2 separate regions of the Homo sapiens genome follow, and region 1 is linked to region 2. Evidence: read pairs that join two places in POLR2A ChIA-PET (ENCODE). Cell type or tissue: CD4-positive, alpha-beta T cell. All regions are shown on one strand. Each heading gives the region's core, and the rest is flanking DNA. Links, peaks and the distances in the headings are about the cores only. Region 1 has its middle 39 kb from the start of FOXN3-AS2. Region 2 has its middle 30 kb from the start of FOXN3-AS1.

Region 1 (2,917 bases), core at 298-2,797, 170 kb after region 2:
TCATTCTTCTTTGAAATGCAGGTGGGAGGAGGAAGGAGATAGCTTTAAACAGCCTCAACATGAAAAGCGTCAGTCAACACAATTCAATAGTTAACCACCATCATTTCGATCATTTCATCGTTACCACAGCCAACTATTTGGTCCTTATGCTAGTTTCATCTTTGTAAAGGAAATATTTCATATGTAATTTTTTTTTCCCAGCACAAATTGTTGGAAGATCTTTGGCTTCCTGGAAAACTTATTATTTTAATTGTCATCTCTAACCCCATGCAGGTAGTAGAAACATGGCAAGCACAATGAAAGTAACAGGAGAATGTACAGAGGGGTCTGTCCTTTCTACTTCTATAGACTCCTCAACTGAACTCCCTCTGAGAAACAATGCAGGGAGGTTGGCTGTGGCCATGAGCAGCACAGTTCTACTGCGGTTTGCCTGAATGAAGAGTCTCCTGATTTCTCATCTCCATACCAGGCAGAGGTGAATCTAGTGATTGTGAAAATCAAGAGTGGAACTGAAGGGGATTCCTCTGCCTGCCACCCCTAGAAATCCTCAATACTGACAGCTTCTGGGATGTAAGGGGGAAAACTGAGCCCGATCTCAATACTGCCATTTCAGAACAATCTCATCATTGAGGAGATAATGTGAATATATTTGATGATATGCAAATATCATCTGTGTGTTATCATTTTACTCAACACTCAAAACACTACTGAGTCTGCCAAGCAGATTTATATAGCTTGGCAAATTTTCATTTCATGAATGACACTTCATATGAAATTATTTTCACTGACTAATAGAATAACAGTGATAGAACAGATCTTGAGGTGGAAATAGAATAAAGCCATGCATTTCCAGCAAAATTATAACCAACTAATCTCAAACACCTCCATATGATGTTCCTATAATTTATAAATAAAAGGGGCCCTGGTTTATAAGTAACCCCTAAAAATATGCCTTCCCTCTCATTATAGACTGGGCCAGGGCTCTTTCATGCTTGTGGTCAGTCATCTTTTTCTGTATGTACGTAGGCTTCCTAGGGTACACTGTATTACGTCACTAATTGCCACCTTTTTCCTGCTCACTATGAGCACAAGCAGCCTCTTAAATTGTCAAGGCAAAAGTTCTCTCTTTCGCTAAGAGGTTCCAGGGCTCTGCAAGCAATTCCCCAAGGTCTTCTCTAGAGAACATTTTAGAAGCAGTGATTTGCAAACTGTGTACACAGTGGTACTGGGTTCCAGAGTGTGCCCTGGGCACAGCCCAGGTGACAATAGCAGGCTCTGGGCTCCTAGTTCCCTCAGAGCAGCTCTGTTTTTATTTGACTCATATATTAGGGTCTTGCATAAGATTCTATTTGTTGCTAAGTAGAAAACAAAAATGATGTCTATGAAAATGTGTGCAAACCATTGCAAGAAATGGTTCCGTCTCCCTCAGGCACTCTTAACCTCCCTCACCAGGCTGCTCTCTGCAAATGGAGGCGGATGCATTTATTTTCCTTTAAAGAAGCTTACCCTTTTCTCCTCTTCCCGAATTTGAAACATCTAGGAATTGAAGCAATTAAATATACTCATTTTCAACATTCAGAAACTAATCCAGACTTCTGCACAGCAAATCCTTTCAAAGTTAAAATTTGTTTTTCTCATGTGTACTATAAACTGGATTTAGCCAACCCATCCCCAATTTCGATTTTTTTTTTTTTTTTTTTTTTGCTATCAGCAAGGTTGGCATATACCTAACGTGTATTCTTTATGGACCTTTTGTTATAAGCAATGAGAAGAATGAAGCTGCCTCTTTCTCTTTACCTCTCTACACTAATCCAAAATCGACACTGGCATTTGGTTGGTATTCTGGAATAATTATTAGAAATTTGGCATAGCCATCCAAAAACAGCAGCTTCAGTGAGTGTGTGAGTAACTAGCTGACAACTGAAAATGAATTGGAATTGTATTGAACATCTTGTTCATTTGTATTAGGAAAATAAGTTGCACATGGTTGTACCACGATCAATTTTCCTAATTCCAAAATCAGAAAGAAATAAACCTAAATGCCACAGGTTTGCAGAGAATGAATTGTACCACTCCAAAGCCCCTTTCGAAACGAAGTGTTCTGAGCCAACTATTTGCAAGACAATAGAGAATGAAGGTAGATTCTAGAAACCAACAAATCCCATTCATTTCCTTCAGTTTGTAAAAACAAGCAACTGACATGTTTCCTGCCAATGAACACACTTGCAGATAAGAAAGCTCCCTACAGGAAATCCTTGCTAAAAGAGACCAGTTGTCCCATTAAACTTAATCTTCTTTACCAAGTCCTAATCAGTTAAATATCTGGGTGATTTAGCATATATTTCATAATCCCATGTTGTCAAATATTTAACTTCTACAGTATATATTTCTACGACATACATGCAGAATATTAAACATTAAAATAGAGTTAGGACTCTCCTCCTCCCCACTCCCCATGCAATTAGTTGATGAAAATAAGGGAAATTTGCTGCTTTTTAAAAAGACCAAATTGTTAATTGAACAAGTTTTAAAACTGACCATTATCAATTAAGATAAAGCTATTCAATGCTTCAAATTGCCATGACTTAAAGGAAGACGTTTCTAAATGAATATCAAGAACATAAAATCTGAAGACTGCCATTAACAAGATTAGAAAAATATAAGAAATGTATTTGCTTTATATTTTACAAGGTTCGATGTTGATCCTCAAAGTCAAAATTTAGTACAGGGCCTCTGGTTATTTTTTGCTTAGCAAAATGAACGGGGTTGGGGGTGGAGGCTAGGGGGAGGGGAGGTCTCCAAACTTTTTTCTTTATAGTCCTCATGGAAATCATTACCAAGATACTGGAAATATTTGCAATTTTGATACTGGGAACGTCTCAATTATCCTAAAAACAAAAGCACTCTTCCCCATCCA
Region 2 (2,917 bases), core at 193-2,692:
TTTTTTTTTTTTTTTTTTCTTTTTTTTTTGAGACAGAGTCTCACTCTGTTCCCCATGCTGGAGTGCGAAGGCCCAATCTCGGCTCACTGCAACCTCCACCTCCTGGGTTCAAGCGATTCTCCTGCCTCAGCCTCCCGAGTAGCTGGGATTACAGGCATGCGCCACCACGCTCGGCTAATTTTTGTGTTTTTGGTAGAGACGGGGTTTCACCATGTTGGCCAGGCTGGTCTCAAACTCCTGACCTCAAGTGACCCGCCTGTCTTGGCCTCCCAAAATGCTGAGATTACAGGCATGAGCCACTGTACCTGTCCCTAAAAGTCACTTTTTTAAGAAATTACAAAAATCATAATGACCACTGTGGACAACTTAGAAAAGAGTTTTTCTATTTATTTAACAACAATGGAATCACACTGTAAATACACTTAGTACTCCACTTTTTTCTACTTCATATTGTATGAAATTTGTTTCTACAACAACAAAATTGTGAGCTCCATGTGGGCTGAGACCATATCTGCCTTGGTTGTCACTACACACTTTTCACACCTACCAGGTGCCTGGCACATAGTAGGCATTCAATAAACTGCAGAGTGAGTGAATGACCCATGGTTTGGCCACTTGCCACTTTTTGGATATTTAAGTTATTTGCAGTTTTCCACTATTATGAACAAGGCCAAATGAACAGCCAGATTCATTAATATATCTTGTACAGATCTCTATTTCCTTAAAATGAATTCCTGGGCCGGGCACGGTGGCTCATGCCTGTAATTCCAGCACTTTGGGAGGCCAAGGCGGGTGGATCACCTGAGGTCGGGAGTTCGAGACCAGCCTGACTAACATGGAGAAACCCCGTCTCTACTAAAAATACAAAATTAGCCGGGTGTGGTGGCATGCACCTGTAGTCCCAGCTACTGGGGAGGCTGAGGCAGAAGAATCGCTTGATCCCGGGAGGCAGAGGTTGCAGTGAGCCGAGATCGCGCCATTGCACTCCAGCCTGGACAACAAGAGCAAAACTCCGTCACAAAAAGGAAAAAAAAAAAAAACGAATTCCTAAAAGCAGAATTGCTGGGTCCAAGGGTATTCCCGTTGTAATGCCTTGGATACCTGATGCCAAATTGGTCTCTGTAAAGACAATCTTCATTTACTTCCTCCACCAGTCATACAGGAGAGTGAACGCCTAGTTTTCTCCACAGAGATGAGTATGTGAGTTAAGAAGGTGGGCGGCGGGAAGGAACTGTGAAATCCTTCAGCAGGTGTTTTAATGAAAAACTGAGGGCTAGACTCAAAGTTCACTCTGATATCCAGCAACCCCACATAGTATAAAGTGTCTTTCTGAACTTTCACCAGCCCTCCCTCTGACATCCTCTCTGTTGAAAAACACTGTGTGGCACCTAATATTGCCACGAGGAGAAGTACCAACTCCCAGCATCCAAATATATACTCTACTAGGAAACACACCCCATGCCTAGGAGACCGGCAGGCTCCCAAGGGCCGCACAAAAAAACCCAGTCTTTCCACATAAACAGTGACCCACACCAAATCTGGGTCTCTCTGCTACCAAGTCTGTTTTGCTTGACTTGTCTGTAAATATCTGCAGTTGAAAGTCATCATCCGCAGTGGTTTCCTGATGCCTTTCTTCCTTTTTTTTTTTTTTTTTTTTTTGAGACGGAGCTCACACTGTTGCCCAAGCTGGAGTGCAATGGCACCATCTCGGCTCACTGCAACCTCCGCCTCCCAGGTTCAATCGATTCTCCTGCCTCAGCCTCCCAAGTAGCATTAGAGGCACCTGCCAACACGCCCAGCTAATTTTTGTATTTTTAGTAGAGACGGGGTTTCACCATGTTGGTCAGGCTGGTCTCGAACTCCTGACCTCGTGATCCGCCCGCCTCGGCCTCCCAAAGTGCTGGGATTACAGGCGTGAGCCACTGTGCCTGCCGATGCCTTTCTTCTTACATGTACACATTAAAGATATACTGTTAGCCTCAAAACACACTTTTCATATTTGTTTCTTAGAAAAAGTTGGGTTCTTCCTCATATAAAATCAGCTAAATAAATTCCAAATGAATGTATTGATCAAAGAGTTCATATCATTTCTTCCCGCCCCACGCCCACACACACAGGTCAAGGAGGTGATTTGTGGGAAGAAAATGGAGCTCTATAGATCCTGAAGCTTAAAGTTCCCAGCCCAGGATCTGCATAAGGTGGGTGCTCACTGGGAAGTCAGCAGGACCATGTCAGCAAGGAAGAGGCTCGAACACCCACATGCACCCTCCCTGCACCACACCATCCTGTACACAAGGCACTCAGGATACAAACGTGATCACCAGCTTGATCCTCCTCCCCTTTGCCCACTGCTTCTCCCTCTCTCCTCCCACAGGGCTGAGAGTTGATTGCCCTGGGAAATCACTGATTTTTCACAATGACCCTGTCTGACAGGGCAAAAGATGAAAAGTTACTTATATTCTCTACATAAGAAATCCTGGGTGGGGTGCGGTGGCTAACACCTGTATTCTCAGCACTTTGGGAGGTCAAGGCAGGAGGGTGGCTTGAGCCCAGGAGTTCAAGACCAGCCTGGGCAACATCAGGAGACCCCATCTCTAAAAAAAAAATACAAAAACTAGCCAGATGGGGTGGTGCGGCGCCTGTAGTCCCAGCTACTCAGGAGACTGAGGTGGGAGGACCAATTGAGCCTGGGAAGTCAAGGCTGTAGTGAGAGCTGTGATTGCACCACTGCACTCCAGCCTGGGCAACAGAGCAAGAACACTGTCTCAAAAAAAAAAAAGAAAGAAAAGAAATCCTGGATTCAAATCCCACCTCTGTCACAAAATTATTGGGTCAAGGTTACCTTCTGGGTCTTCATTTCTCCATCTTCAAAGTGGGATGATTTCTGCATCTCTCTTGTGTGTTACAGGAACTTTAC

Evidence for each region. Peaks named below come from ENCODE experiments on the same cell type or tissue, not always from the same donor. Only the 100,000 strongest peaks of a DNase experiment are listed, where the experiment ranks them.
Region 1: POLR2A ChIA-PET joins it to region 2 with 12 read pairs; 6 of 35 experiments call an interaction of 5 or more read pairs at or near these places.

The regions. Positions count from the first base shown.
Region 1 is chr14:89,613,436-89,616,352 of GRCh38, forward strand. It overlaps a transcript of FOXN3 not described here. Among named protein-coding and RNA genes, the nearest start is that of FOXN3-AS2, 39 kb to the left of the region's middle. RefSeq lists an enhancer at 1,109-1,198. In CD4-positive, alpha-beta T cell, for the core only: no CTCF peak of the experiment used is centred there; no DNase peak of the experiment used is centred there.
Region 2 is chr14:89,446,178-89,449,094 of GRCh38, forward strand. It overlaps a transcript of FOXN3 not described here. Among named protein-coding and RNA genes, the nearest start is that of FOXN3-AS1, 30 kb to the left of the region's middle. In CD4-positive, alpha-beta T cell, for the core only: no CTCF peak of the experiment used is centred there; a DNase peak (open chromatin) is centred at 1,554.